3 separate regions of the Homo sapiens genome follow, and all the other regions are linked to region 2. A link is an interaction called in ENCODE POLR2A ChIA-PET data of the cell type or tissue named here. Cell type or tissue: OCI-LY7. All regions are shown on one strand. Each heading gives the region's core, and the rest is flanking DNA. Links, peaks and the distances in the headings are about the cores only.

The links. Peaks named below come from ENCODE experiments on the same cell type or tissue, not always from the same donor. Only the 100,000 strongest peaks of a DNase experiment are listed, where the experiment ranks them.
Region 1: POLR2A ChIA-PET joins it to region 2 with 7 read pairs; 2 of 35 experiments call an interaction of 5 or more read pairs at or near these places.
Region 3: POLR2A ChIA-PET joins it to region 2 with 6 read pairs; 1 of 35 experiments calls an interaction of 5 or more read pairs at or near these places.

What each region holds. Positions count from the first base shown.
Region 1 is chr1:51,078,873-51,089,661 of GRCh38, forward strand. No RefSeq gene overlaps it. Among named protein-coding and RNA genes, the nearest start is that of C1orf185, 18 kb to the right of the region's middle. In OCI-LY7, for the core only: no CTCF peak of the experiment used is centred there; no DNase peak of the experiment used is centred there.
Region 2 is chr1:50,995,635-51,006,423 of GRCh38, forward strand. No RefSeq gene overlaps it. Among named protein-coding and RNA genes, the nearest start is that of CDKN2C, 31 kb to the left of the region's middle. In OCI-LY7, for the core only: no CTCF peak of the experiment used is centred there; DNase peaks (open chromatin) are centred at 4,727 and 5,207; H3K4me3 peaks cover 1,254 bases; H3K27ac peaks cover 2,230 bases.
Region 3 is chr1:51,416,427-51,427,215 of GRCh38, forward strand. It overlaps EPS15 (epidermal growth factor receptor pathway substrate 15), which reads right to left. Exons shown (of 25, transcript NM_001981.3): 13 at 5,360-5,432. Among named protein-coding and RNA genes, the nearest start is that of TTC39A, 91 kb to the left of the region's middle. In OCI-LY7, for the core only: no CTCF peak of the experiment used is centred there; a DNase peak (open chromatin) is centred at 5,745.

The sequences.
Region 1 (10,789 bases), core at 3,838-8,837, 84 kb after region 2:
CTCTTTATCTAAGGCTTCAATGCCTTTTGGGAAGAAAAAAGAAGACTCAAAGAAATAAAATATGTTTAACAGTCAGATAAGTTCCAAGAGAGATTTTCTATTTTTTTCCCTGTCAGCTACTCCAAATGTATCTCAGATGCCTTACACTAATCAGAAAAGGGAGTAAACATGTTCCCCTCTCTTCTGATTGAACAAACAAGGAAACTCAAATAAAGTTCAATTAATTCTGTACTCCAGTTTTACGATGGTAAAATTTAAATCATGCAGAACTTCCAGGAGAGATGAAAAGTTGGGCATGCAGGTGTGGCGGTGTGTGCCTGTAGTCTCAGCTTCAAGGCTGCACAGTGAGCTATGATTGTGCTACTGTACTTCAGCCTCAGCAATAGAGTGAGACCGTGTCTCAAACAACGACGACAACAACAACAACAACAACAACAAAAGCAAAGAAACAAAAAAACAGAAAGGAAAAGAAAAGTTGGCCATTGTATCCCCAATCCAGCTCGTTGTGCACAAATCATGTGTCTAGGACCACATCGCTTTTCTTGGGCATTTCCTCTACTGTTGAAAAATATCCTACAGAGAACTTTCTCTTCCTTAGAATACCTTCTTCTCTCTTTTCCCTGTGCCTGGCACATTTGAACTCTTTTGTCACTTCTTCCATACTCCAAAACACCCGCAATCTGCCCTCTTCCCCTCTATTTCAGGTTGTAGCCTTTCCTCTAACAGGTATGCCTAGAAAATCATGCCTTAGTCATGCGGTGGCACTTCATCATTATCATTTCTTTTGCCTATTTTCTCTGCTGGATGGAGAGGAGTAACTCCAAGCTTTTTCTTCCCATTTTCTCTTTTGTTTGTTTTTGGTTACTCTGGATATAAAAAAAAAATCAGACATCTAGACATCTCTCACTGTGAAAATTCATCTTGTATCAATAGCTCTCATCTGACATGTGCACTACATTCATATTCTTACTAGGCTAAGTTTTAGATCTTTTAATGCTAAAAAAGCATCTGTTTCTACTGACCCTTTGTTAAATTAGCCTTAGCACATGCATGCTCAGTTGCCTCCTCCTGACTTGTCTTGTCTTGTCTCGTCCGGTCCCATCCCTTCCCTTTGCCTCCCCTCCCTTCCCCTTTCCTTTCCTTTTCTCTCTCTCCCTTCCTTCCTTCCTTCCTTTTCTCTCTCTCTCTGTCTCTCTCTTTCTCTCTTTCTTTCTTTTGAGACAAGTTCTCACTCTGTCACCCAGGCTAGAGTGCATAGCTCACTGTATCCTCAAACTCCTGGGCTCAAGCAATCTTCCCACTTCAGTCTCCCAAGTAGCTAGGACTGCAGGTGTACGCCACCACACCTGACTTTTATTTTTGTAGAGATGGGGTCTTGCTATGTTTCTCCTGATTCTTGAGGGATTTTTGTTTTTCCTTCAATGCAGCAAATAGGGAATGTAGTCAGGGCACTCTGAGAAATATGAAAACATAGCTCCGAAAAGAGTTTACTATCTAGTGGAAAAGACAACCTCTTAGCTGTAAGAGGTCCTGCATTTCCTTAAAAAGGAGCTTAAGGAATGTGCATTCTCATTGGAAGTGAGAGTTAGGAGATTTGTCTTGAAATTGACAATAGCAAGCACACAATCTTTAAACTGTGTTTGGGATGGCTTGAGTAGAGACGTATTGAAATTAAGGGAGAACTAAAGTGACCAAACTGCCTCTTGGGCTGTCAGTCTCTTTCAGGTTCCGTTTCTGACTTCATGTGATTTTGTAAGGCAGATATATTCGTGAAATAGGCTGATGGTGCTATAGATAAACTGCAAACAGAGGTAAGAAAGGTGAAGGAGAGGCCAGGCGTGGTGGCTCACGCCTGTAATCCCAGCACTTTGGGGGCCTGAGGTGGGTGGATCACAAGGTCAGGGGTCAAGACCAACCTGGTCAAGATAGTGAGATCCTGTCTTACTCAAAATACAAAAAATTAGCTGGGTGTGGTGGTGGGCGCCTGTAATCCCAGCTACTCAGGAGGTTGAGGCAGAGAATTGCTTGAATCTCCGCCAGGAGGCGGAGGCTGCAGTGAGCCGAGATGGCACCACTGCACTCCAGGCTGGGCGACAGAGCGAGACTCCATCTCAAAAAAAAAAAAAAAAAGGGGGGGGGGGAAGGAGAATTAATTCCATCTGGTGAAATCTGAGATGGCTTCAGAGACAAGGTGGCATTTATACTAAACTTTTAAAAAGTAGGTAAGCTTCCAACAAGTAAAAAAGTTGAGTGAAAAGCATTCCAGAAGTATGGAACTAGGTAAACGATGACTAAAGAAGGAAAACCTGGTGCATATTTAGGAAGTGATGAGTATTCTGGTGTGAAAAGAAAAAAAATATGTATATGTATGGCAAGCAAATGCATTGGGAGATAGAGTTCGAAAGACAAGTTGAGGCAAAATCTAATTTAGTAACTAGAGTAGCAATGCTGCTAAGTATTGGAGCAAGGACTTGAATTCAAATCCTATCTCCAGATCCTACATTCATTCCTTGAACCATGTGGCCGGCTAGCAATAAAGAATTAGTAATGCCTTTGCACTCTGTTTGTATGCTTTCTTTATTCATAAAAAGATCTAGAATCCTATGATAGAAATTTGAACTTTAGGGAACTATTGAAACTATTTGAGCAGGAGTTTTTATTTTTTTATTGCTAGCATAACATACCTCAGTCACTTCACAGATCTCTTAATGATATAAATTTAACAAGTTTGCTTTTTTCCCCTCCATGTGTAAAAATGCTTCCTATCTTGCATATCTGTAATTTTCTCCTCTTTAAGCAGTTATAAACTGATGTCTACCTCAGCTCTTCATTACCTAAAGCTTAAAAAAGTGACCTAAGTTGGTGGGCAATTTAAGGGTAATATACTCTGAAGTAAATCTAAATTATTTTTCCTCTTTTTTTCTTTTCTTTTTTTTTACACCACTGCCCCCATTCTACCATTCTACACTACAGAAGAGAAAAAGAGAAAAAATAATTTCTCCACCACCACTTCGCCCTCCACCACCATTCTACTCTCTACTTCAATTACTTCAACTTTTTTCTTTTTTTTGAGACAGAGTCTCACCCTGTCTTCCAGGCTGGAGTGCAGTGGTGCAATGTTGGCTCACTGCAACCTCTGCCTCCAGCGTTCAAGTTATTCTCCTACCTCAGCCTCCAAGTAGCTGGGATTACAGGCAGGCACCACCATGCCCAGCTAATTTTGTATTTTTAGTAGAGACCAGGTTTCACCATGTTGGCCAGGCTGGTCTTGAACTCCTGACCTCAAGTGATCTGCCTGCCTCAGTCTCCCAAAGTGCTGGGATTACAAGCATGAGCCACCGCACCGGCTCAACTTTTTAAGATTCTATATAAGTAAGATCATGTGGTATTTGTCTTTCTATGCCTGGCTTATTTCACTTAACATAGTATCTACCAGGTTCATTTATGTTGTCACAAATAACAGGATTTCCTTCTTTTTAAAGGCTGAATAGTATTTCATTGTGTATTATACCACATTTTCTTTATCCATTCATCTGTTTATAGACAGTTAGGTTGTTCCCATATTGTGACAATTGTGAATAATGCTGGAATGAACATGGAAGTGTAAACATCTCTTTGATATACTGATTTCATTTCCTTAGGATATATGTCAGTTTTCTATATGCACAGGTTCCACATCCATGAATCCAATCAACTGTGGATTTGTGAAGAACGTCGTTGGTATTTTGATAGGGATTGCATTAAATCTAAAGATTGCTTTGGATATTATGGTCATTTTAATAATATTAATTCTTTTTTTTTTTTTTACGGAGTTTCACTCTTGTTGCCCAGGCTAGAGTGCAGTGGCACAATCTCAGCTCCCTGCAACCTCCACCTCCCATGTTCAAGCGATTCTCCTGCCTCAGCCTCCAAGTAGCTGGGATTACAGGCATGCGCCACCATGCCTGGCTAATTTTGTATTTTTAGTAGAGATGGGATTTCACCATGTTGGTCAGGCTGATCTCGAACTCCTGACCTCAGTTGATCCACCTGCCTCTGCCTCCCAAAGTGCTGGGATTACAGGTGTGAGCCACCGTGCCCAGCCAACAATATTAATTCTTTAGATCCATGGGCATGGGATGTGTCCATTTGTTTGCCTTCTTCAATTTCTTTCATCAGTGTTTTATAGTACTCATTGTAGAGATCTTTTACCTCCTTGGTTAAATTTATTCCTAGGTATTTTATTTTTTGTAGCTATTAGAAATGGGATTGCTTTCTGTATTTCTTTTTCAACTAGCTTGTTATTGGTCTATAGAAACATTACTGATTTTTGTATGTTGATTTTGTATCCTGCAACTTTACTGAATTTGTTTGTCACTTCTAAGAGTTTTTGGTTCAGTTTTTAGGATTTTCTATATATAAGATCATGTCATCTGCAAAGAGGGACAGTTTGAGTTTCTCTTTCCAATTTGGATGCTCTTTATTTCTTTCTCTTGCCTGATTGTTGTGGCTAGGACTTCCAGTACTACGCCGAATAAGAGTGATGAAAGTGAGCATCCTTGTCTTATTTCATTTCTTATAGGAAAGGCTTTCAGCTTTTTCCCCATTCAATATGATGTTAGCTGTGGGTTTTGTAATATATGGACTTTATTGTATTGAGATATGTTCCTTCTATGCCTAATTTGTTGAAGAGTTTGTATCATGAAGGGATGTTGAATGTTATCAAATGCTTCTTCTGCCTTTATTGAGATGGTCATATGGTTTTTGTCCTTCATTCTGTTGTTGTGGTATATCATGTTTATTGATTTGGATATACTGAGCCATCCCCAGGATAAGACCCACTTGATCATGGTGTCATGATCATATCTTTTTGATATGTTGTTGGATTCAGTTTGCTAGCGTCTTATTGAGAACATTTGTGTCTATGTTCATGAATGATATTGCCCTGTAATTTTGTTATTGCTGTTGTGTCCTTGTCTGGTTTTGTATCAGGGTAGTGCTGGTCTCGTAGAATGAATTTAGAATAGTCCCCTTCTCTTCAAATTTTTTGAATAGTTTGAGAAGAATTTGTTAGTTTTTCTCCAAAAGTCTGGTGGAATTCAGTGGTAAACTCATTTGATCCTGGACTTTTCTTTGTTGGGAGACTTTTTATTACTGATTCAATCTCATTACTTGTTATTGGTCTGTTCAGTTTTTTCATTCCTTCTTGGTAAAATTTTGGTAGGTTATATGTGTCCAGGAATTTATCAATTTCTTCTAGTTTTTGTATTGTTTTGGTGTATAGTTGTTGATAATAGTCTCTACTAATCATTTGTATATTTGTGGTATCTATTGTGATGCCTCCTTTTTCATTTCTGACTTTATTTGAGTCTTCTCTCTTTGTTTCTGAAAAAAGGGGGAGTGTTATGGCTCTAGGAAGTTAGTTAAAAATTAAAAAAAAAATTTTAACGGGAGTTAGTTTAGCTAGTGTTTAGCTAATAGTTTGTTAATTTTGTTTATCTTTTTCAAATACCAACATTTTGTTTCATTGATCTTTCGCAATTCTTTTAGTTTCTATTTTGTTTATTTCTTCTCTGATTTTTATTATTTTTTTCCTTCTACTAATTTTGGGTTTGGTTTGTTCTTGCTTTTCTAGTTCCTTAAGGTGCATCATTAGATTGCTTCTTCGGTCTTTTTACTTGTCATTAGTCTGTTCAAGCTACCTATTCTTTCTGATTGAGTCTTATTAGGTTATAATTTCTTTCAGGTTATCCAACTTGTTGGCATATAATGTTCATAATAGTCCCTTATGACACTTTTTTTGTCCTAAGGTGTCTGTTATAATGTCTCCACTTTCATTTCTGATTTTATTGAGTCTTCTCTCTTTTTTTCATACTTAGTACTTAGCTAGGGGTGTGTTGATTTTGGTTATTTTTTCAAAGAACAAACTCCGGATTTTGTTGATTTTTTTTCCTATGGTTTTACTGTTCTCTATTTAATGTATTTCTGTCCTGATCTTCCTTCTGCTAACGTTAGGTTTAGTTTGTTCTTTTTCTAGCTCTTCGAGGTTTAATGTTAGGCTATTTATTTGAGATCTTCCTCCTTTTTAAACACAGACATTTATTGCTATTACTCCCCTCTTGGAACTGTTTTTTTACTGTTGTCTTCTAGTTGTTTTGTAGGTCATTTTTTCATTGCTTTCTCTCTGTAGTCCACCTTTGTGATTTGGTAATTTTTTCTAGTAGCTAAGCTTTAATTCCTTTATCTTTCTCTTTGTGTATCTGCTATAGTCTTTTGCTTTGTTGTTACCATGGGGCTTACATAAAACTTCTTATAGTTACAATAGACTATTTTAAGATGGTAACATCTTAAATTTGGTCACATATAAATACTGTGGACTTTTACTCTTCCCTCCTAATTTACATTTTTGTTGTTTTTCTGATCTTGAATTATCCATTTGTATTCTCATATATCTTGCTGAGCTTCCTTAAGATCATTATTTTGAATTCCTTTTCAGGAAATTTATAAATTTACATTTCTTTAGGGTCAATTATTCGAGGATTATTTTGTTCCTTTGGTGATGTCATGTTTTCTTTTTCATGTTTCTCTGTCTGTGCATTGGTGTCTGCACATCTGGTGGAATTGTCAGTGCTTCCAAACCTTACAGAATGACTTTCATAAGAAAAGGCTTTCCCCTGCAGATGGGTCTTAGGGTGCCAGCTGGGAAGGGTATGGTGGCTTTGGTTACAAGTAGATGTAATAGTATAGCTGCCATGCAGAATCTTCAGCTGCAATTAACGTCAGTGATGACATGGGTGCCTTAGTGACCTAGGCTGCAGAAGTTTGTTGCAGTGGCATCAGCAGCATATGCCATTAGTGTCCTCCATGGCAAGGGCTTTTAGGGTCCTCCTGTGTTTGTTTTCCCCAAAATGGGGAGTCTTTACTGAGGGGATCCTTCTTGGTATCAAGTCTGACATGAACCACAAGCAACTGCAGTGGCACTGGGTTTCAGGGAGGAGATGCTCAGAGCAGCTGTGGAGCCAGGGTCCTGTGCTCAGGACCTCACCACTCTACTGTGGCACCTGGGAATTTGGACACATGTTCACTCTCTGAGGCATAGGTAGGTGCTGACTGCCATAAAGCTAAGGTCTGTGACTCTGGTGCATACCTCAGCTGCTCAGGCCTAGGGGGCTGGGTTGTTGCTGTGACTCTGCCCCTGCTCCTCAGGGGCAGCACTGGCCCAGCTCTGGTAAAGAAGGGGTGCTCTGGGCTGGGGATAGTGGCTCACGCCTGTAATCCCAGCACTTTGGGAGGCCGAGGCAGGTGGATCACCTAAGGTCAGGAGTTCAAGACCAGCCTGGCAAACATAGTGAAATCCCGTCTTTACTAAAAATACAAAAATTAGCCAGGCATGGTGGCGGGCGCCTGTAATCCCAGCTACTCAGGAGGCTGAGGCAGGATAATTGCCTGAACCCGGGAGAAGGAGGTTGCAGGGAGCTGAGATTGTGCCATTGCACTCCAGCCTGGACGATAAGAGCAAAACTCCGTCTCAAGAAAAAAAAAAAAAAAGCAGGGGTGTGCTGGAGGTTCAGGCTTTGGGAAGCAGGGCACAGCTGCAATTTGGGAACCAGAGGCTTATAGAGCACAGCAGCCACTCAGGCCCTGGACGGGGATGAGAACCTGTGTAGTGAGGACCCTGGACTATGGGATGGTAGGACACAGCAGCATTGCAGGCTCTGTGAAGTCAAGTGCAGTGGCACTAATGTCCCAGGAATGGCAGGGCATAGCTGTGGCTTGGGCCCTGGGGTACAGGGAGCAGCACAGTGATGACTCCACTCCCTGGTAAGGCAGGGTGCATCCTCTGCTAGGGGATAGTCTGGTTTCATGGAAGCAGGGTTCTGCAGTTGTTCAGCCTGGAGAGTAGGTTGTTTCAGTTCACCCAATCCTGTGTTTTCCTGGGATGTGCAGCACCACATTGGCTCAGCCCTGGGAACTGCAGCTGCTTGGCTCAGCTAAGGGACCCATAATCTTGTGAAGTGGAGTGACTCTTCAGCTCCAACACCGGGGGGGTGACTGCTCTGGGTGGCCCACAGCACCAGTTCCCTAGAAGGCACTACCTCAGGTCCAGTACAGGGGGACATGACTGCTCTGGGTAGCCAAGCCACCAGTTTCCCAGTAGGCACTGCTTCACCTCCAGTGCTAGGGGCATTACTGATCTGGGTGGCCAAGGCACCATATCCCTGGAAGGTAGGATACTGCTGCTGCAGCTCCTGCACTAGGGGGCAGGACACAGCAATCACTGGGAGGGGTAGGGCAGAGCAGCTTGAATCCATGGAATAGCGTGTAGCAGCAGCTTGATTTAGGGATGGTGAACCACCAGACAGTGGTGGTACAGGTGTAACAAACCCTCAGGAATGGAGAGGTGCAATAGCCCCTCACCTCCCGAGCAGGACTTCCTCCAGCCATGGTTCTGGATCTAACATGGCACAGCAGAGTAGCAGCCCATGAAGGGCAGAGCACAGCATTGACTCCTCTGGAAGAAGTGCAGCCATATGGACACCAGGCAGTTCCCTCTGCTGGGCTTAGCACCTTTGAGAAATACAGGATTTCCCAGTGGTGAGGACTGTAGTAATCTCAGTGGTGATGAGGGCTGCTGGGTTCCTCTTGCTTACCTTTCCCTTCACTGAAAAGTTTATCCCGGTTCTGAGCTGGTCCTGACTGGAGTATGGACGAGGTAGGATGTGAGCTGCTTCCTTCTTTTCTTTATGTAACTATCCTGGGTTTCTATGCTCTACAGAGTTTATACTACTACTTTTTTTTTCTTTTTGAGACGGAGTCTCATTCACTCTGTCACCCAGGCTGGAGTGCTGTGGTCTGATCTCGCCTCACTGCAACCTCCGTCTCCCAGGTTTGAGCGATTCTTGTGCCTCAGCCACCCGAATAGCTGGGTTTACGGGTGTGCACCACCATGCCCAGCTGCTTTTTGTATTTTTAGTAGAGATAGGATTTCACCATGTTGGCCAGTCTGGTCGCGAACTCCTGACCTCAAGTGATCCGCTGCCTTGGCTTCCCAAAGCGCTGGGATTACAGGCGTGAGCCACTGCACCGGCCTATACTACTCCTTTGATATATTTCTGTTTTCTCCTTCAGTTATTTTCATCAAAATATAGTTGTTTATTCATTTCTTTGGCTGTCTTTGTGTGGGAGACAAGCACAGGAGCTTCTAGTCAACAACCTAGCTGATGTCCTCCTCTTAAAATTTTAATTGAACCTATGCATGGTGGCTTATGCCTGTAATCCCACTGACTTGGGAGGCTGAGGTTGGAAGATCACTTGAGGACAAGAGTTCTAGGCCAGTCCGGACAAATAGTGTGATCCCACCTCTAAAAAATAAGAAACAAAAAAAATTAAAAATTAACTGAGCATGAAGATATGCATCTGTAGTCCCAGCTACTTAGGGAGGCTGAGGAAGGAGGATCACTTGAGCCCAGGGGTTCAAAGCTGCAGTGAGTTACGCTTATGCCACTGCACTGTAGCCTGGGCAACAGAGTCAGACCCCAGCTCTGAAAACTTTTTTAAGTTGAAGAGTTTTCATAATAGCATATTACCACTTATTAGTGGTAGTATTAATATTATTTGTACTTATATAATTGCATTTCTCTTATATATATTTAAATCTTACAATAAGCACTAAATGATGCTTTGGGATGTTAATACCTTAATGAAAATAATGAAGCACTATATATTTTATTACTATACCAAAAGCTATAAAAGCTATTCCTCAAAAGCTATAAAAGCCTTTCTTAAAAACTATAAAGTATAATGCCCAGCAGAGGATGCTGCAACTGCATGAAGAAAAGCAGACAATGTCCTTAGTGACATCACATCTTCCTAATTCAAGTCAGGGAAACTAATACATACTTATCCTAGACAGTGATGCACGTTTGTCTTCTGGCTTATGACCTACTGAACTTTTGGAAGAAGAGTTACAGTGAAAAGAACCTAGGAAAATTCAGAGGAAACTTGAGGGACAAAATTGGATGACTACCTTGGTGTGAAGGTCAGCAGACTTCTCTCATTCTCTAGTGGCATCAAAATGTACTTATATAATTCAACATCTGTTTTGGCATCTTTAAATAGTACTCCCTAACACCATTTTAAAAATGCCCTTAGTGATTGAATTGGTATATTAGCTGTTCTTGCATTGCCATAAAGAAATATCTGAGACTGGGCAATTTTTAAAGAAAAGAGGTTTAACTGGCTCATAGTTCTGCAGGCTATACAAGCATGGTGCTGGCATCTGCTCAGCTTCTAGGGAGAGAGCTTTTACTCATGGCGGAAGGTGAAGGGGGAATAGGCATATCACATGGTGAAAGCAAGAGCAAGAGAGAGTCGGGGGGCACACATTACAACAAAACAAGAACTCAATATCATGAAGACAGCACCAAGCCATAAGCGATCTGCCCCCATCATCTAAACACCTCCCACAGGCCCCATCTCCAACCTTGCGGATTACAATTCAGCATGAGATTTGGTGGGGACATATACTCAAATCATATCAATTGGTGACACATGTATATAGTGTGTCTTTCATATTGACAATTCAGATATTTCTATTGATGATAAGATAAAAATATATATTATCTTGCGGCATCCTTTGCAACTTCCACTTAGTTATTAGATGATTTCTTCAAGACCTGACATTTTAAAAAGTAAGGAATTCAACAGGTAAATTACTAAGAATCTCTAAGCAAACATACCCAATAAAAATCAAAACAAGTGAGATACAGATTACTGGAATAAATAGTCTTTCAGTGCAAAGACAGACATA
Region 2 (10,789 bases), core at 2,689-7,688:
TAGTTTATGGTCATAAATATAATCTTAACTTATAATAATCATCCTTGTTTCAATGGAAGCCACTGTGGCATAGAGAAGAAGCATGTGAGCTTTAGAGAAAAGCACACAGATTAAAAGCCTGGCCCTGAATCTTTACAAGCTTTGTGACCTTAGGCAAGTTGTACTTTACCTCTCTAATTCCCTCATTTTAAGGATGGGGCTAAAAATAGCAGCTACAATGACTGTATAAGGTTACTGATAGAATGACATGTAGTAAGGTAAACATTCTTTCATTCATTCTATTCATTTTTATCGAGTGCCTACTGTGAAGAGAACCAAGAAAGAAAAGGGCTTTTTTTTTGATGGAGGGAAGACAGAAAATAGTAGGAGTTCAGTTTTAGACCTGTTGAATTTGAGATGCTTATTAGATCTCCAAGTGATAAAGTCAAATAAATGGTTATATATAAGTGTCTCGAACGCTGAGAAGAGGTTAAACCTGGAGATAAAATTTAGCTTTACGGTTTTGGGACTGGGTAAGTTAACCTGGGGAACATGCCAACAATTAGAGCTCAAGTATCAGAAGAATCAGGAAAAAATAAATAAATGGCTGAAGAAAAAGAACCAGAGAGGTGAGGAGAAAAATCAGGAGACAATGATGTCATAGACATAAGAAAGAAAAGTTCAAGAAGAAAAGTGTTGAAGACTGCAAAGAGGTCAAGTAGAATGAGGAAAGATTGTATTTGGTAATACTAAGGTTGTTGGTGACACTGGCAAGAGTAGTCTCAGTTACATATGAAGTAATAAGGGCAGAAGCCAAAATGAAGTGGGTTGAAGAGTAAATGGGAGATGAGGAAGAATGGACAGTGAGTGCAGAAAAGCTTGAGAATTTTGCTGTGAAAAGGAGCAAAGAAATGAGGTGATAGGTGAAGGTGAATTTAGTGTCAAAGGAAGGTTTCTAAATATAAGATACTAGAGTATGTTTGTAGGAGTAGAATGATCCTATGAAAAGTAAGAAATCTAGTGTACAGCTGGGTACTTAAAGAGGTTTTTTTAGGTATTATTATTACTATGATTATTATTATTGGATCTCCAATCTCCCACCTCCAAAATCTCACCCAGCTATGTCTGAAAGTCTGAGCATATCTCATGTGAGGTCATGAATAGTCCCTCTTCTACCATCTGTCATGTAGTACTCTTCTGCTAGACTCCCTTCAGTGAAATCTCCTGACTTCCCACTGCCTGTAGTATTACTTAACGATGCCTCTGCACTGCCACTGGCCCTGATGCCTAGCATCTTGAATATTCTGATGTTCATTCCAAAGGCATTATCTCCTGATGCCCCCAAAGCTGATAGAAATCCTTTAGGTGCCAAAATAGTATAAACTTCTTCAAGTTCTCAGTGGGCAATATTTGGGGCAGAAGAGGTGAGAATGCCCTTCTCCCTCACTTTATATACCTGGGAACCAAGCAAAGCCAATTGTGACTTATGGTCTCCCAGAGTAATTTCTAAAAATAGCCATTTGGGGAAATCAGACAAGAGAACAAATTAAAGGGCATCCAAATTGGAAAAGAAGAAGTCAAATTATCATTGTTTGTAGATGATATTTTCTGATATTTGGAAAAATCTAAAGACTCCACAAGAAACAATTAGAACTGATAAACAAATTCAGAAAAGTTGCAGGATACAAAATCAACATACAAAAATTGGTAGTGTTTTTATATGCTAACAGTGAACAATCTAAAAAAGAAATTAAAAAGTAATCCCATTTACAGGCCGGGCGCAGTGGCTCACGCCTGTAATCCCAGCACTTTGGGAGGCCGAGGCAGGTGGATCATGAGGTCAGGTGTTCAAGACCAGCCTGGCCAACACAGTGAAACCCCGTCTCTACTAAAAATACAAAAAATTAGCCGGGCATGGTGGTGGGTGCCTGTGATCCCAGCTACTTGGGAGGCTGAGGCAGGAGAATCGCTTGAAACTAGAAGGTGGAGGTTGCAGTAAGCCAAGATCGTGCCACTGCATTCCAGCCTGGGTGACAGTGCAAGACTCCATCTCAAAAAAAAAAAAAAGAAAAAAGTAATCCCATTTACAATAGCCACAAATAAAATTAAATACCTAGGAATTAACTTAAAAAAGGAAAAGATCTCTATAAGGAAAACTATAAATCACTGATGAGAGAAATTGAAGAGAACATCAAAAAATGTTAATGGAGTGGAAGAATCAATGTTAAAATGTCCATACTACCCAAAGAAAGCTACAGATTCAATGCAATCCCTATCTAAATACCAATAACATTCTTCACAGAAATGGAAAAAAAAATCCTAAAATTTATATAGAACAACAAAGACCCAGAATAGCAAATCTTAGGATAAAGCAAAAAGAACAAAACTGGAGGAATCACATTACCTGACTTAAAATTATACCACAGAAATATAGTAATCAAAACAACACGGTACGGGCAGAAAAACAGACACAATAGACCAATGGAACAGAATAGAGAACCCAGAAATATATTCACACACCTACAGTGAACTCATTTTTGACAAAGGTGCTAAGAACATACATTGGTGAAAGGACAATCTCTTAAATAAATGGTGCTGGGAAAATTGGACCTCTATCTGCAGAGAATAAAACTAGACCCCTATCTCTCACGATATACAAAACTCAAATGAAAATGAATTAGAGACTTAAATCTAAGACCTCGAACTATGAAACTACTAAAAGAAAAGTTGGGGGAACTCTCCAAGACATTGGTCTGAGCAAAGTATTTCTTGAGTAATACCCAAAAAGCACAGGCAGCCAAAGCAAAAATGGACAAATGGGACCACATCACATGAAAAAGCTTCTGCACACCAAAGGGAACAATCAACAAAGTGAAGAGACAACCCAAAGAATGGGAGAAAATATTTGCAAACTATCCATCTGACAAGGGGATTAATAACTGGAATATATAAGGAGCTCAAACAACTCTATAGGAAAAAAATTTAATAATCCAATTAAAAATGGACAAAATAGTTGAATAGCCAGGTGCGCGGTGGCTCACGACTGTAATCCCAGCACTTGGGAGGCCGAGGCGGATGGATCATGAGGTCAGGAGTTCAAGATCAGCCTGGCCAAGATGGTGAAACCCTGTCTCTACTAAAAATACAAAAAAATTTAGCCAGGCATAGTGGTGGGTGCCTGTAATCCCAGCTACTCAGGAGGCTGAGGCAGAGAATTGCTTAAACCCGGGAGGGGAGGATGCAGTGAGCCGAGATTGCGCCACTGCACTCTAGCCTGGGTGACAGAGTGAAACTCCATCTCAAAAAAAAAAAAAAAAGTTGAATAGACATTTCTCAAGAGAAGACATACAGGCCAGGCACGGTGGCTCGTGCCTGTAATCCCAGCACTTTGGGAGGCCGAGGCGGGTGGATCACCTGATGTCAGGAGTTTGAGACCAGCCTGGCCAAAATGGCGAAACCCCATCTCTACCAAAAAAAAAATTAGCCAGGCGTGGTGTCACGCACCTGTAATCCCAGCTACTCTGGAGGCTGAGGCAGGAGACTCCCTTGAACCTGGGAGGCAGAGGTTGCAATGAGCTGAGATCATGCCATTGCACTCCAGCCTGGGTGACAGAGCGAGACTCTGTCTTAAAAAAAAACAAAAAAGACGTACAAACAGGCATAGATGCTCAACATCCCTGATCGTCAGAGAAATGCAAATCAAAACTGTAACGAGATATCATTTCACCTCAGTTAAAATGGCTTATATCTAAAAGACAGGCAATAACAAATGCTGGTGATGATGTGGAGAAAAGGGAATCCTTGTACATTGTTGGTGAGAATGTAAATTAGTGAAACGAAAATAGAGAACAGTTTGGAGGTTCCTCAAAAAGCTAAAAATAGAACTATCACATGATCCAGATTTGGAAGCAACCTAAGTGTCCATCAACAGATGAATGGATAAAGAAAATGTGGTACTTATACATAATGGAGTACTATTCAGCCATAAAAAAGAATGAGATCCTGTCATTTGCAACAACAACATGGATGGAACCAAAGGTCATTATGTTAAGTGAAATAAGCCCAGCACAGAAAGATAAACATCACATGTTCTCACTTACAGGTAAGATCTAAAAATCAAAACAATTGAACTCATGGAGACAGAGAGTAGAAGCATGGTTACCAGAGGCTGGGAAGGGTAGCGGGGGTTGGAGGGAAGTGGGGATGGTTAATGGGTACAAAAAAAATAGAAAGAATAAATAAGACCTAGTATTTGATAGCACAACAGGGTGACTATAGTCAATAATAATTTTATTGTACATTTAAAAATAACTAAAATAATATAATTGGATTGCTTGTAACACAAAGGATAAATACTTGAGGAAATGGATAACCCATCTTCTATATGCATTGCATGCCTGTATCAAAACATCTCATGTACTTCGTAAATATACACAGCTACTATGTACCCATAAAAATTAAAAATTAAAAGTTAAAAAATAAAAATAGCCTATTCGGTTTCTAGATTGGAGTACTGGTCCCTAAGGGGCTCAAACTTAAGTTCATTAGGGGGGGCCCATTCTTTAGGACTCCCATGCTACCTTCCCAATTGTTACATTCACTTAAAAACAATTTTTTAAAACAGGGTCTTGCTATGTTGCCCATGCTAGACTCAAACTCCTGGCGCAAGAGATCATCCTGCCTCAGCCTCCCAAGTAGCTGGGGTTACAGGCATGCAACCACAGCACCTGGTGTCACCCTGCTATTTTTATGACCTCTTCCTCCTCTCCAAACTTCATGCAAATCAATTCATGCAAATTCCTAGTTGGCCTAATACACTGGTCTTTTAAGTCTAAATACCAGAAATAGGGATATAGCTTAGACTAAAACTAGAAACCTACCTAGAGTCAGTGGTGTGCCAAGGATTGGGTGGTGGGAGTAGTCTGCTCTGAATGAATGCATTAAGGAGGTAAGCTAAGTGTAGAGAATTTGAAAGTAGTAATAAAACTGACTGAAGATAGATCTACTTTTTACTATCACCATGCACCAGCAATTTTAAACTATGTCAGTGATAAAATACCCTCTCCTCAAAATGTTTTGTTGGTCTAAGTTCTAGACAATTGTGCAGTTACACTATGAGTTTTAACAATATATACGTTTCCAATTAGCACATTTTTAATTACTTAAACAACATATTCTACATGGAAGTCTATTCAGAGTCAGCCTGTGACACAATCATACTCAGCTGCACATTTGTTTTGAGTAAGTTCATAATGGTTCAGAATTGCTTGAGCTCACTGCAGATGCTGTTCTTGTCTCTAACCCCTGCATTTAAACAGTAAACTTGGTATAAATAATGATACTAGATTGTAAAGATGAAGAAACAACATGAGTTACTTTAATTCTGTTATTTTACATGACTACGTGGAGTTATCTGTGTTTAACAGCTAAAATTTAAAACACAGAAACATTTGAAAGCCACTCAACCCTGAAGAAACAGACATATAATTTTTAAACTTCATTGTGAGAGGGGATTGCTATGAATCTCTGCCACAAACGTTCTTTTTGTTTAAGACGTCCTATTTGTAGATAGGATACTTCAATTGAAGAAAACTTTTCAAAATTAAAATTAATAAAAAGTTCTTCCATCAACAGTAAGTGAAGACAGATTGACAAATCTGGCTATACTGTCTATTGAATATGAGTATGTGAAGATTAACTTTGATGAAGTCATTGACAAATATATAGAAATTAAGGCTCAAAAAAAAGTCATTTGTTACTGCAACAGACCAATATGTAAGTTATGTAAATATAAGTTTCTTTCCCACTTACTTTTTTTTTTTTTTTTTTTGACACAGGGTCTCACTCTGTTGCAGGTGCTGGAGTGCAAGTGGCATGATTTTGGCTAACTGCAACCTTGACCTCCCAGGCTCAAGGAATTCTCCCACTTCACCCTCCGGAGTAACTGGGACTACAGGTGTGTGCCATTATGCCTGGCTAATTTTTGTATTTTTTGTAGAGGCAGGGTTCCCAAGGATGGTCTCCAACTTCCGGGCTCACGGGATCCGCCTGCCTCAGCCTTCCAAAGTGCTCAGATTACAGGTGTGAGCCACCGCACCCAGCCTTTCTTTCCCATTTAAAAACTAAATTAATTAAAAAGTATTAATTTGTTATTTTTTCATTATTTCGTACTTTAATATTTATTTTTCTCTTTTGAACAAAAGAAGATTTTCACTGTTTCTGTTTATTTTCTGGCCATTATGATTATTCATTTCATTTTCTGATTTTTATTTTAGATAATCTTGTCATCTAGAGGAGAAATGTGTTAACAAAATTATCCAATCCTGGTGTCAAACATACTACGTATACCACTACTTATAGTAATAACAATTTAATATTTTTACAATGACATTTGAAGTGTTCTTATTTCCTGAACAATCTATATCTGAATTCATGGGACTTATTTTTTATATTTCATTCTGAATCATTCACCAATTTTTGTATCTTACAAATAAGAATTATCTTTTCTCTCTCAAATAGATTGTAAATTCCTCAAGGTCAGTTCATGTAATAGAAAATCAATAAATAAAAATGTAATAAATATTCCCACTGCATCTTAACCAAAAACTAAATTTGATTTTGAGAAAGAAAAAGGCTAACCGCTGAAATATATCGATTCCAAATTTAGCTGCTCTTGTACTAAGGCAACTTCATTCCTTTTTTTTTTTTTTTTTGAGACAGCGTTTTGCCCTGTCTCCCAGGCTGGAGTGCGGTGGCATGATCTTGGCTCACTGCAAGCTCTGTCCCCCTGGCTCAAGCGATTCTCCTCCCTCAGCCTCATAAATAGCTGGGACTACAGGCATGCACAACCACGCTTGGCTAATTTTTGTATTTTTGGTAGTGACGGGGTTTCACCATCGTCTTGAACTCCGGCCTCAAGTGATCCTCCCGCCTCGGCCTCCCAGGGTGCTGAGATTACAGGCATGCGTCACCACTCATGGCCTAGGCAACCTCATTCCTAATTGAGAATAATTATTATAACAATGACATGTCTCCCTCTGTAGCAGATGTCTCTGGCACTCATGTTACATATTCACAGGCCATCTCTTGATTTCAGCCACATCTGTGTTAGTCCATTCCAGTTCACCTCACATTGCCATTTCCTCCTCCAGTGAGCCTGCATTCTGCCTTAGGGCCCTCTCCAGACATCATGGAAGCATGCTCAGCCCATTCGGCAAGCACAGTCCAGAGTGAGAGGAAGAGAGGGGAGGGAGAAAAGTTATAGATCTGAGGTGACAGACGGTATGAATAGTTCTCTATGAGAGTGGTAGAGTAATATAGTACAATTTCTGAAAAGCATTAATGGCCCACTTGAGACTAGTGGTGATAAATTTAAAGTGAGAGTGGCCATATTGTTATGTTCCTCTCCAGTCACATTTAGCTATGTGAGAATAATGGTAGAGAGTGTAATTTAACTAGTCTTGCCAAAGTGAGAGGAATGCAAGGCAGGTTGTGTGGCCCTCCACACAATTATAATCATTAACCATAGAGTTTAAAGTAGGTAAGAATGGTGTGAGGTCATAAGTGGAATGAAGGACAAGTAAAAGGTCATAGGAGCAATAGGGTCTAAGTCTCAGGTGACTTTGAGAATTATTAAAGTCAGGAGCTTAAAGGGAGTGAGTGGAAAGACAGGAGATGATGGTTAGAGACTGACATGCATGAAATTGATTAGGGAAATTAGAGAAAGGTTATAGTTTATAGGTAAGACAAGATCTAGGCTGTTAATATGGTAGTGAGTAGCAGAGGTAGGTGGGAAAAGGGGTCAGGTAATGAAATATGCATAGTCTAATGGAGGTTATATCTGGGGTAAGAGGGGTGACCTGTGAACTGACTTTTTGTAGTGATTGATATAACAGAGATAAATGGCAAGACAAGATTACTCCTGAAGGTCCCAAAGAAGATTTTGATAGTAAAGTAGTAATTAGTGCAAGAGAAAGTCTTGCTAAGCTGAGAGTTTTGGGCCACACCTTGACTTCTAGTGGAGGCACTGAGGTATAACAAAACTTAGCATTTATTGAATGCTAAGGTGCTATACTCAGAATAAGTATAAGAAAATCTTGTTGTCAACTTATTGAGGTCTGGCTTCAGTTTCTATCCCTGTCCTAGAAAGGTGCCGGAGAGCCAGATTGGGTCTTCTTGAGAGGGACAAGGCAGATGGGTGGACTGCCAGAAACTGTTATTTTTTATTTTTTAACTAAGGAAGATTTTTTTTTAAATAATGTTGGGTGGAGTTGTAATTAATATGCTGGAATAGGCATTGAGAACAGAGAAATACCCAGGGAACTTAAAAGAGGGGGTCTACAAAAAAGCCCACAAAAGTGCTCTATTAAAGTTAGAGCCACTGATTGTGCAACTGCCACAAAGAGCACCCTGGAGGCAGATTATAACTGCATCAGTCAAGTGAGATTTTTCTGCCCCTTACCTCCTCCCTCTCCCTTGTTCTAATCCAAAATACAGTCTTGTGAATGGGGGAGTAGGAGTGGAAGCACAAAGTGGTGAAGTAAAAAAGAAGTCAATTATGTCACTCTCCCCAACTAAGGCTGTTACATCTAAAGCAGGCCAAACTGTGTACAGGATAAGTTTAAATTGTATGAGAGTTTGAAGTAGGAGAGTTTGGACTGGACTTTTTTTATTTTAAAAAAGAGACTTCATTTGATTAACTGGTAGGTTTTTTGTTTATTTTTTTTGTTTTTTAATTACTAAAAGTGACCAACAAAGCTGTGAAGCTTGCCTGAGATGTCATCCAGGAATGGAGATAAAAAAGTTGAGAGAGTAGGCTTGAAGAAATCAGTGAGAAAGAACAAAATTACTTTGTGCTAGTACTGTACCAGGTCCAGCTTGTTCAATGAAAAGGTTACAATTATAAGGAGAAAAATGGTAAGTGTCACAGGAAAAGAAGAGGAAAAGTTCTAGCAGGGTTGAATGAAAAACAGAATCTAAGAAGTAAACTGGAAAAAGCACTATTTGAGCAGGACCTGAAAATAACATTGTTTACTTCAGAGGAGGGAAATGGATTGGGAGAGTGGATAGAATTTAAAGGAGAGAAGGAAAGACTACTAACTTACAAGATTTGTAGGTTTGGGTTTCCTAGAAAACAAATCCTGAGGCAAAGCTGAATTGTTTATGTAAGAGTGAGGGAAAAAGGGAATTGAGACAGGAAAAAATTGGGAGCAAATTTAATGTGGTTCATTACTAAACTGGCCATTACTTCTCAAAGTTACATAACCAGAAACTTACCCATGCAGGACATCTTTGGGCAGGTTATAAAGAAACACCATGTGGAGGTGGCTGGTAAGATGGCCAAATAGGAACAGCTCTGGTCTGCAGCTCCCAGCAAGATCAACACAGAAGGAGTGTGATTTCTGCATTTCCAACTGAGGTACCTGGCTCATCTCACTGAGACTGGTTAGACAGTGGGTGCAGCCCACAGAGGGTAAGCCAAAGCAGGGTGGGGCGTCGTCTTACCTGGAAAGCACCAGGGGTCGGGGAGCTCTCTCCCCTAGCCAAGGGAAGCCGTGAGGGATTGGGCACTTTGGCCCAGATACTACGATTTTTTCACGGTCTTCACAGCCCACAGATCAGAAGATTCCCTCAGGTGCCTACACTACCAGGGCCCTGGGTTTCAAGCACAAAACTGGGCAGCCATTTGGGCAGACACCGAGCTAGCTGCAGGAATTTTTTTCCATACTCCAGTGGTGCCTGGAACCCCAGCGAGACAGAACCATTTACTCCCCTGGAAAGGGGGCTGAAGCCAGGGAGCCAAGTGGTCTAGTTCAGTGGATCCCACCCCCACAGAGCCCTGCAAGCTAAGATCCACTGGCTTGAAATTCTTGCTGCCAGCACAGTGGTCTGAAGTTGACCTGGAATGCTTGAGCTTGGTGGGGGGAGGGACGCCCACCATTACTGAGGATTGAGTAGGTGATTTTCCCCTCACAGTGTAAACAAAGCCACTTGGAAGTTTGAACTGGGCAGAGCCCACTGCAGCTCAGTAAAGCCGCTGTAGCCAGACTGCCTCTCTAGATTCCTGCTCTCTGGGCAAGGCCTCTCTGAAAGAAAGGCAGCAGTCCCAGTCAGGGGCTTATAGATAAAACTCCTATCTCCCTGGAACAGAGCACCTGGGGGAAGGGGTGGCTGTGGGCGCAGCTTCAGCAGACTTAAACATTCCTGCCTGCTGGCTCTGAAGAGAGCAGAGGATCTCCCAGCACAGCACTCAAGCTTTGCCAAGGGACAGACTGCCTCCTCAAGTGGGTCCCTGAACCCCGTGCCTCCCGACTGGGAGACACCACATAGTGGGAGTCGACAGACGCCTCATACAGGAGAGCTCCGACTGGCATCTGGCGGGTGCCCCTCTGACGAAGCTTCCAGAGGAAGGAACAGACAGCAATCTTTGCTGTTCTGGAGGCTCTGCTGGTGATACCCAGGAAAACAGTGTCTGGAGTGGACCTCCAGCAAACTGCAGCATACCTGCAGCAGAGGGGCCTGACTGTTAGAAGGAAAACTAACAAACAGAAAGGAATAGCATCAACATCAACAAAAATGACATCCACACAAAAACCCCATCTGAAGGTAACCAACATCAAAGACCAAAGGTAGATAAATCCACGAAAATTGAGGAAAAGCCAGCACAAGAAGGCTGAAAATTCCAAAAACCAGAATGCGTCTTCTCCTCCAAAGGATCACAACTCCTCGCCAGCAAGGGAACAAAACTGGACAGAGAATGAGTTTGACAAATTGACAGAAGTAGGCTTCAGAAGGTGGGAAATAACAAACT
Region 3 (10,789 bases), core at 3,707-8,706, 420 kb after region 2:
GCCAAGGTTTATTTTAGAAAAATATCAAAGCAAGCCATATCCGAGGTTACTCATCTAGAAATTAAAGGATATTTGAGCTGGCAATCTTGGCTTTACTTAAAAAGAAATTTCAAGGAAAACGTCCTGTTTTCTAGAAATCACTGAAGTTACTGAAAATGGCAAATTATCTGCTATCCCTCTATCCCCCATGAAGTGCTATGGGGTAGTGGAAATAAAATTTAAACAAATACCTAAGAATTTTAGACATATGAAAAAATAAAACTTTCATTTTAGCAACTCAAGTCAGATGTACAACTGATGAAGTTACTTTAAAAGTTATCTGAAAAGTTAAACCTTTTAACTCTGTATTTTATATGAAACAGATGCAAACATATCATGTTAATAGTTCATATCAATATCAGTAATATATTTTATATATTATACATAATTATATAATTATTTATTTTTAAAAGAAAACCTCTATAAACTAACCTACAATTAGAAATAATCAGATACACTGTTTTATCTGATGGAAGTTTTAGGACTATTCTTAACATTAAAAATGTATCAACTATAGAACAAGATGTTTAAGTCAATGAACAGAAAGGAAGCCTAATAAACTAGGGTGGGTGTTAGAAAACCCCATTAACAGACTGCCTTTATTTCTCAATCATATGCTTCCCAGTATGTTCTAAAGAGCATTATGGCCAGAAAAAGAATGCTGAGCTCATGTATCTAATTTTATTTCTATCTAAGATAAGTCATCCCTCTTCATCTAAGAAAAAAACTAAGTGAATTAAAATAAAAAACATGGACAAGTACTCTGAATTACTGAATCTTATGATGAAACATAAATAATAGGGAGCTTCTTTTACATGAGGGTAATATGAACAATATCAAGAAGTCTGACTTTTCATGATAACTACTATGCTCTCAATCTTTTCTACCTATGGGTTCCAGTTATATTGTCTTATTTTAAATTGTATACACAAAACCAAAGTTTATTCACTTCTGCTGTGAACAGCTTCCTTAAATTTACCTCCATCTAACAATATATTGCCAAATATAATGAAAAATATGATCCAAGGCACAATTTCTAAGCCCAAGGAACTCACAATATATAGGAAGGAAGATATTGGAAGCTATACACATCACACCAAGCTAACACTACCAGGTAACATATGGTTCATGCCATATATAAGTGGATACGTATTCCTTCCTCTGGGAGTTCCAACACAGGAAAGACTGGTGTGGACCAAGAGACAGAGAAGGGAAAGTTTAAGACAAGCGGTGGGATATGAGCTAGGCTTTAAGGCATGAGTGGAATTCACATAAGCAGGAAAGTAGAGAACATTCTGGACTATAACAACAAAAGTTATAAAAGTGGGAATAAGAAGGAGAATATATATGGCACAGAGTACAGAGTCAGACAGTCAAAAAAGAGGAGGGTTTGTATTTCATCTTTTTCTCTGTCTCCAATAACCTGAGGTATGACACCCTCCCATCATTAATGGTGGCAGTGAGCAACAGTAAAGATTCCCACATCTGAGAGTCATGATACTAAATTGGTTTAGGAGGAAAGGCAAGAGCGAATGGAGTGAGTACTTCTGATATGACTTTAAGATTTTAGATATTAGGCGATACAGGTGGCAGTAGTGAGAAAGAAAAATAGGAAAGTTCAAACCAGAAGCCAAGTTTTTTCAATAAGATTCATTTTAGACACACGGATTTTCAAATGATAAACACCAAAATGGTTAACTGGAGATGTGGGACTGGCACTCAGGAGAGTTGAGAGCTTGATAAACATTTGGGTGTTATCAGCATATGGATGACAGGGGTTATGGAGAAGGAAAGAAAGGACACACATAAACACACACACAATCTGTCTGTCCATCTGTCCTTGGCAAAGTCAATGGAAGCAAAGGTTCAGAGAGGTAGGAAGATATCCAGGAGAATACAACCCAAGAAAGGAGTACCTAATACAAGAAGGACGAACAGATTTGGCCTTAAGATTATTCTTGGCCCTGGGGAGAAAATGCACAGTGTGGTATGGGCAAGCAGCAGACTGTACAGGGTTGCTACAAAGATAGGAAGGGGGGGAAAATGGCCACACAAAGCAATAAAAGTAGAGCAAAATAAGTTGGTAGTTAAAGTGGCAGCAATAGCCAAGGAAGGGGTATTTTCAAATTGAAGAGTCCTATGTCCAAGAGGCCTATGTGAAGAAAGAGAAGAAAGAGCTTAAAGGTGAAGAGAAGATAATAAAGAGATGATTGTAGGGTGCGGAATAATACAGCTAGTAAGAACATTTACTGAACACTTACCAAGTGCCAATCACTCTGTGAGGCACTTTACTGCATTATCTCATTTTATTCTTACATCAGCTCTTAAGTGTTTGTTATTTTTATTATCCCATGTTACAGAAGAGGAAACTAAAGTATAGAATGGTTAAATTACTTAAGATCACAAACCTAGGAAGTGGCAGAGCTAGGAACTGAATTCAAGTTTGTTTGACATCAAATTGTTGCTATAAAGTTCTACTCAAAACTGAAGAAACCAGGCATATGAGAGTGAATTTCTAAAATATCTGTTGACTACTCAGAAGAAAAAAATTTTTAATAAGATCATACATAGGCAATTCTTTAAGGTAGGAAGAATGTGAGCCTACTTTCTCCCCTTATGAAAAACAAAACAAAAAATACACACCCAAACCTTAGACATTTTAGATAAAATGGCTTTTCACAACATTTCCCCCTTGGAATTGGATCACTTTGGGCCTAATTTGTCCACAGAACTTGATCCACTGGTATATATCTCATACAAGCTAACAGTGATCATCTCATGAAATAAAATGTGAAGTCATCTTCAAGAAAAAATCCTAAACAGAAAGTTTTCAAGGCAGTAATTAACAGAAATACAGACAGGAAACAAAAATTCAGAAATTAATTACATAGCAGACTTTCTACTCTAACTGAATTAGACAGACTACATAAACACAAAACAAAAAAAAAATTAAAGCTTTTGGCTTTAAAAGTTTGATTTCTGTGTTTGAGATATGAGCTCATATTATCACTGTGACTTTATTAATATGGAGAAAAGCAAGAACACTCAAAAAGCCAAGTGCGGCAGGTACTGATAGGTCAAAATTCCCTTACTTCTCCTCCCCAATGTCTTCATTTTGACATTTCTCATTAGCATCACCATTAGAAAGTAGATCAGAAAGAAGCAGTGAAATACACTCTCTTTGATTCTGCCATTTATTAATAGCTCCAGTGAGTTGCCTTTTGCCAGGGAAATTAGAAAGTAAGTATTGAGAGTTGGAGTTATTTACAGACTTTAATTATCCATATTATTTCCAGTCTACATCTCAGTACCAATGGGTAAATCAGAGTTACCTCAAAATAGGTAATGAAATATACTTATTACCACCTATGGTAAGTTTTGCTTCAGAAAATTGAAAATGATCACTAATATAAGAGTTTTAATTACTGGTAGATGTCAACTATCCACATCATTCTTAGTCTAGTACCTCATTACCATGCGTAACATAGATAACTGTAGTGTATAATGAATAAATAATGAATCTACTAACCCAAATCTTTAATTAATCCACTATTTTTTTCATTGATTATTACTTGGTCTTTACTTACCATGGCCCAAGATGCCTTACTTATACTTAGAGCACTCTATGTGGAAAAATTGAACCATTTCGACTTCCTGTGCCAATCACACATTTTGGATTTTGCAAAGCTTAAGGTTAGACATACACCTTACCATTGCCACTAAGTAAGAAGGGCAAGCAAATCACGGAGAAATTCTGATGGACAACAAAACTTCTATAATTATAAGACACCAAATGTTCAGGGATAGCCTATTTAAACTGAAGGAAACAATGTAAATTTCAGCACTCTTCTAAACTGGGTATTTAAATTCACATCCTCAAAAAATGCAGCAGGGAAAAACCAACAGGTAGATATACTCAACAAAATACTGTCTATCACAAGAACCTATGTACTTTAAAGCAGTAACTGGCTAAATTTAGAAGCTGTCCAAAATTGTATCAGTAGCTACACCTATTTCTTCAAATTATGAAAACTTGTGTAGATTATTTTATCTTCCATTTTAAACTATTTTTAGTAATAACTGCTTAGAATGTGTGGCTCTTTTGCATTTCCTAAGAAGCTCAAAAACTGCACAAAATAATGTAATTCAGATAACTTACCCTCTTATGCCCACCTAACCTCACTGCCAGAGAGAGAATTATATTGATGATGATCTCTTAACTTGCACTGCCTTCAGGAAAATTCAAGTAAATATAATAAATGTAGTCACCCAATCAGAGAATCAACTTCCAACAAGAAGTCTCTCTGGCTTCTTCCTCAATTCTTCAGTAAATCATTCTCCCCACCCTAGCACAGTCCACCAGACAGACAATCTCTAATGAATGTCCTGCATCAAAACAAAACAATGGGCCTAACACAATTTAGAGTTTTTCCCTACTTAAAACTATTAGGAAAAGCAGGAAAATCCAACATACAAGCAACACATTAAGAAATGCCCATCCAAGAGTTCTTACTAGCAACTGCTACCAGTGCTTCTATATCCAATCTCCTCTATGTGCCGGTGCAGCACTAAGGAAACAGTACCCCAATAACATGGCCACATGCATTGCTTACTGCTCTAAGTGAGGCACTGCCCAGTTTTCTCTATTTCTAACGTTAGAAACACTGCTACTCCCTTATTTTTATCATTTCCCAAACAAAAACTGAGGTTTTTGTCATCCTTTCTCTTTGTAAAATGAAACAATTTAACACAACACCTAATGAAAATGAACTAAAGCTCTTTATGCCAAAGTTTAAGATATGCTGGTTACTAAGCTACTCATAAAATGCTACTTTAAATTGTTCTGTATCATCTCCCACCCTACAAGTATTATGAGAAACAGTCCTTTAACATACTAGGTCTCCTAGCTAACAAAAACCTCACATGCATGAAAAAGCATACTGGTTTTTGATGATGATGATGATGATGATGATGAGATGATGATCTCACTCTAATTTTACTGGTGCAAAAATATTAACATTGTAAGTCATGCAAACTTACCCCTTTAATGATATAATATGCAGGTAAGTACCATTTAAAAAATACTTTCAAAACTAGAAATCTATGCTGAAAAATACTGCTTTCTCATTGCAGTATAATCTTTGCAGGCCAGAATTCCAAGCAAGAACAATCATCTTGGAAAAGATAAACATTTATATAATATAAACATTAGGCATTCTCTTGACCTAATACTACATCCAGCAAATAGTAAATAACCATATAAATTTAAAATGAATAGTCCTAAATCAGCAGTGGAACACTAAATTTTATGGTCACTTACCTGAACCTCACTTGTCCTCTGTTTAATAGTATCTTCCTTCTCCTTAAGGTCCTGTTCCACATTATTCTTTTCCCTAGAAGACCAGCAAACAATGCAAGAATATTTTAGAACATCAGCTACAGCTGGTATGGTTATCCATCCTCCTAATCCTGAATCGCTTTTTAAATACATAGTGAAACATTCAATTTTTAAATGAAGGGCAGATTTTTCTACCCTCTTTCAATTATTTATGAAATAAAAATCAATATAAGCTCCATTTGTAAAAAAAAAATTGCTTTCTCACTAAAATGTGGTGAAAAGAGGATAGATTAAAAAAGGAAGAGGAGAAAAATAATCAATGAAACACTCAGGTTTCACTGATGTCACTGTTGCTATGGAAATAGTGTCCAATGAAAATTGCTGGTAAAGAAAAGGAGGGGTTGCATCAGCTCTGTAAGGTTAACCCTTAGGTACCACTGTCAAATTAAATGAAAATGGCTAATAAAAACAGTCAACAATACTAAGGAAAAAGACATTTACTGAAGTGTTAATTTCCCCTTAAATCACTGGTGTGCATCAATTTTAGAATGAAACAACAGAGAAAATGGGAAAGATTATTAATACACAGGCAATTTGCTCTATCAAAAATTACATCTCAAAAAAAGCTATTTTAGGACCATATATCAAATCCAATTGATCAAATATACAAACAGTATATATAAAGTAAAAAAAGAACCACAGCAGCATTTATCTCTTCTGCTCTTCAAATCAAACATGCTGGGCTCCGCTTTTACTTTGAAACATCGTTACCTAAATTCTTATATGCTTTAATCAGGCCTGAGTGGCTATGAACGAATCCCAAGCAACCTTAGATTCAGAATTGCAAAATAAAGCTGTCACTTTTGATGTAACAATTTAACTGCCCATTTGTAGTTGTACTGAAATCATGCGTGCACACGCACACACAAACACACACACCTCCCTTCACTTTCTTTTCTACAAAATGAGAGAAAAAGCTCAAAGAATTCTGCAGCAGTACATTTCTGGGGTCGCAGGGAAAGGTAAAAGGCGGCAACATGGAGAAGGGAAGACAGCATTTAACAAGTCCTCCAGATTAGTATAGCCAAGTTTCTCCTTCGAGCTTCAAGACTACATTTCAGTTTCCATCTCAGACATAACCCAAAATGTAAGCTCAGGCTCCATTTAGCTCCAGCATAAAGGAAAGTGAGAAAATTATACCAAAGCAGATACTTAAGGGACAACTGCATGCTTCATTTATATTTCTCACCTTCTTGAGGTGAGATTTTAAATGTAGACAAAAATCAACTGTTTTGGATACGTAGGCACAATGTTCTTAAGATGTCTATGGAAGAAAGCATACAAATAAAGCTATTTGTACACTGTTACTTTTAAACATTTGAGATGGCCAAGGAGCTCACTAACCGTTTGTCAGATGGGTCGCAATGTGGGTCGCGATGTTGTGATTTTAAACAGTCCCTTACCATGAGAATCATTGTTGCAGCCCGATCCTTCCATACCTCAACCTATTTATCATGCAAAGACCATCCCCCACCTCCAACCCTTATATAAATTAAGCAAATTCAAGAAATACAAAAACACGGGGAAAAATTTCTGAAAATACCCAACAAATTCTGCAAGCTCAATCTTGGAAATTTTCTTTCCTCCTTATGTGAGCAGATGAATGTTTTCAGTCTTGCTGCAGCATGTTAGAGATAAGTCACATGAAAATCTAGCACCCTCCCCCCATCCCAAATCCTCAGAGGCATTCCACACAAGGTCAGTATCAACTCAGCTCCTGGTTTCTGAAAGTAGATAATAACAAAAATAGAAAACACTACAGTGTCACAGATCAGCAGTGCACACATTTGTACTGAATTCTTTCTGCTCTGCTGCTAACTGCTGTCACTGACAGTGTCTGCTCAGATCAAGTGTGCATGCAGGAAAACAGGGCTACAAGAAGCCAGTGAGCTGACTCAAAGTAGCCAAGGCAGAAAGATGGGAGAGCAAAGGAAGGAAGCTCACTTGGTGAAAATCCAAAACAGATTACAAAGGACTCAGCTCTAAACAGCAAACACAGTCTATGTTTGGGTAAAATGGAGGAAGCTTGAGGACTACAAATTTCTCTTCATAATTTGGGGTCTATGGGGGAGGAAGAGGAAGGGGAGGAAAGGATGGTGTTATCTCTAATCATATCCTGAAGACCATTCCCAACTAAAAAAAAAATATGGAGATCTTTAGGCATTAATTCCTCTTAGTAAGAAGATCAATTAAATTTAACTTTTGATTCATGTTTATCTAATAAAATTCTGGTCTTACAATATTCCTTTTATTAGCACAACCAAGTAGTATAACATATATTGCTAAACAGAAAACTTAAAAAGAATTAAATGTTCAATTATATCACTTTCTATTAAAAAAATTATGACTGAAAACTTGTCCTGTATATCAGACTGAAAATCAAGTAATTTTCTTGACCTAGTTTACAGTTTCAGAGATGCTCAAATGTTATTCTGTTGTCTTGCAATGATTCTTAACCTTTATAACTATTCTTCTCATTTCAGGCAAATAAAAATATCTAAACATATCTTTGTGTGCACTTAGGATACTTGACCATATTTCTTATATTCTCCCTAATTTTGAACATGTATATTTTTCTACAGTTGATGGACACATAATCAATACAAGCATTATTTTTAACACTAGTAATTTAAAAGCAATTCTCTTTAAGGATCTGTGCCACAATAAGAAGTAATATTTATATGCAACTTCTCAAGGAGCCCACCAATATAGGTAGATAAGACAGATATAAGACATTATTTCAAAAATAGGTGTGTGAGGCTGGGTGTGGTGGCTCACACCTGTAATTCCAGCACTTTGGGAGGCCGAGGTGGATGGATCACTTGAGGTGAGGAGTTCGAGACCAGCCTGGCCAATGTGGTAAACCCTGTCTCTACTAAAAATACAAAAATTAGCTGGGTGTGGTCTCGCACACCTGTAGTCCCAGCTACTGAGGAGGCTGAGGCAGGAGGATCACTTGAACTCAGAAGGCGGAAGCTGCAGTGAGCAGCTATCAGGCCACTGCACTCCAGCCTGGGCAACAGAGTCAGACTCTGTCTCAAAAAAAAATAAAATAAAATAAAAAAAGGTGTGTGAGCATTTTGCCCAAACCACCACTCATCTTGGATGTCATGACAGGAAAAGCTATTACCTTCACCTTAGTAATCTCCAGAAAAGGGAAATGAAATGATCCTACTCATCCTCTATTTTAGACTATCTTTCAGGTTTTCATTTTTAAGATGCTTACACATCCTGAGGAATCCACAAGTACCAAAGCTATAAAGAACAAGCCAAGAATAAACCTCCCTGGTATTCCAAAGGCTCACAGTTCTGATTCCATGGAGCGGTGAATTTGAACCATCAAGGAAAGCAAATCCCAAGCTAGGCTTTCAGAAGCCTAAGGTTCATAAATACATAAATCTAATATGAAATGGTCAAGTTATTCACAAGGACAGTTAGGCTGAGGGACCTTGAGTCTATGCAATCCACTTCCATTTTCCTAGACTCTATGTACAGGCAGTAGGGTGTAAGCCATCTGTCTCAGTTTTTGATGCAATTCCAATATTATCAAAGACAAGATAAAATCATCTTCAAAGTCCTTCCCAGAAACACAGTTTTATGTCTTTTTTCCTAAACAGCAGCATCCACTATTTCGTAACCAGAAAACATTAAAAACTAGAAACTATTAGAAACTACAAAGTTGTGAAAACTCACAAAGCTGTATTTTCCAATCCTGAAACTTATTTATAAAAATTCTCTTGGAGTACATTTCACCATAAAAATGGTATCATTAAGTAGCTTAACTGTCAATCTCTCTCACAAGCAAACAGAGAAAAATCTAGCTCTTCTGAGAAATAGTTTTTCTCACTCTGATCAGGTCACTTAACCTTTCAGAACCCTAGTCTTATTTTTCATATGTGGATGTTAATATCTCTATCATCTTAGGATTTGCAAGGCAAAATATGTAAGATGTCAAGTAATTAATATTGAGCCTAAATATTAACATTACTTAGAATTTTAAACAACAGTGAAGTAGTTTTTAAATTTGTTAAAAGGAATTATGGGTTATAAAAAAGGTTAGAAAACACTGATCTAATATAGTTACAGAATAAATAATGTAAACACTAAAATTTCTGCCCCCAAAATCTTATCTCAATATCATTCAAAATAACCTATCTACTCTCTACTTTTAGAAATTCATTATATGGTTTTGAAACCATCAGATTTGGAGAAAAATAGGTTACTAAATACTAAATACAAACTCTGTCACAAGTCACCTTACATCACTGTAGTGGTGATGTAAGCTATTTGTTCTGACCGACTCTCTCTCCTTCTAGGGTTCAGCAGTCCTTTTAGGAGATTGCTTCTCTTTCCGCCTCTTCTAATGTCTTTCTACTCATATAGTTCAAACAGAAGATGCCATCTCTCTGGGCAATGACTGTCCAGAAATTGGCTCCTGGTCGAAGCTTAGCCAAAGTACCCCACCACACAATCACAGAGATTAATTCAAGAATGAGCCTGTGACCAATGCCAAAGCAGTCAGAATCTTCATCTAGGATGCCTTTATTTGGAACTGATAAAAAGCTAGCATTCTAGGTAGCAAGCCCTGGCTCCTGTCACCTCCTGTCATACTTAATTTTATGGGCTGATTTGGCTAGGCCACAGTACCCAGATATTTGGACAAACACGACCCTAGATGTTACTGTGAAGGTATTTTTTAGGTGAGATTAACATTTAAATCGGTAGGCTTGAGTAAAGCAGATTACCCTCAATAATGTAGGTAGACCACATCCAATCACTTGATGGCATTAAGAAAAGATGAGGTCTCCCAAGGAATAAGGAATTCTATCTCAGATTGCCTTTAAACTTGAGATGCAACATAAACTCTTCACTGGGTCTCCAGCCTGCCAGCCTGTCCTAGAGATGTCGGACTTGCCAGCTCCCACAATCTTAAAAATTTCTTAAAATAAATCTGTCTCTCTCTCTCTCTCTCTCTATATATATATATATACACACACACATATATATATACACATATATACACACACATATATATACATATATACATACATATATATACACATCCTATTTGTTCTCTTTCTAACCCTCCTTCCCGCCCACTTATACCTTTACTCTTCCAATTATATAGGGGTCATCAAATTCTTTTTGCCTAAACCAGCTCCAGTTAGGTAGGTCATTTCATCTTTTTTAAGCCTCCGTTTTCTTCTCTTCAAAGAGGGATAATAAAACCTGTATCTCACAACTGCATACAGGATTACATAACTTATGCCAGCATACCCAGTTTACATAGTAGATGCTAAATAAAAAGTTAAACACCAACAAACTCTTTATAAGCTCTAGTTTCTGCAGCTA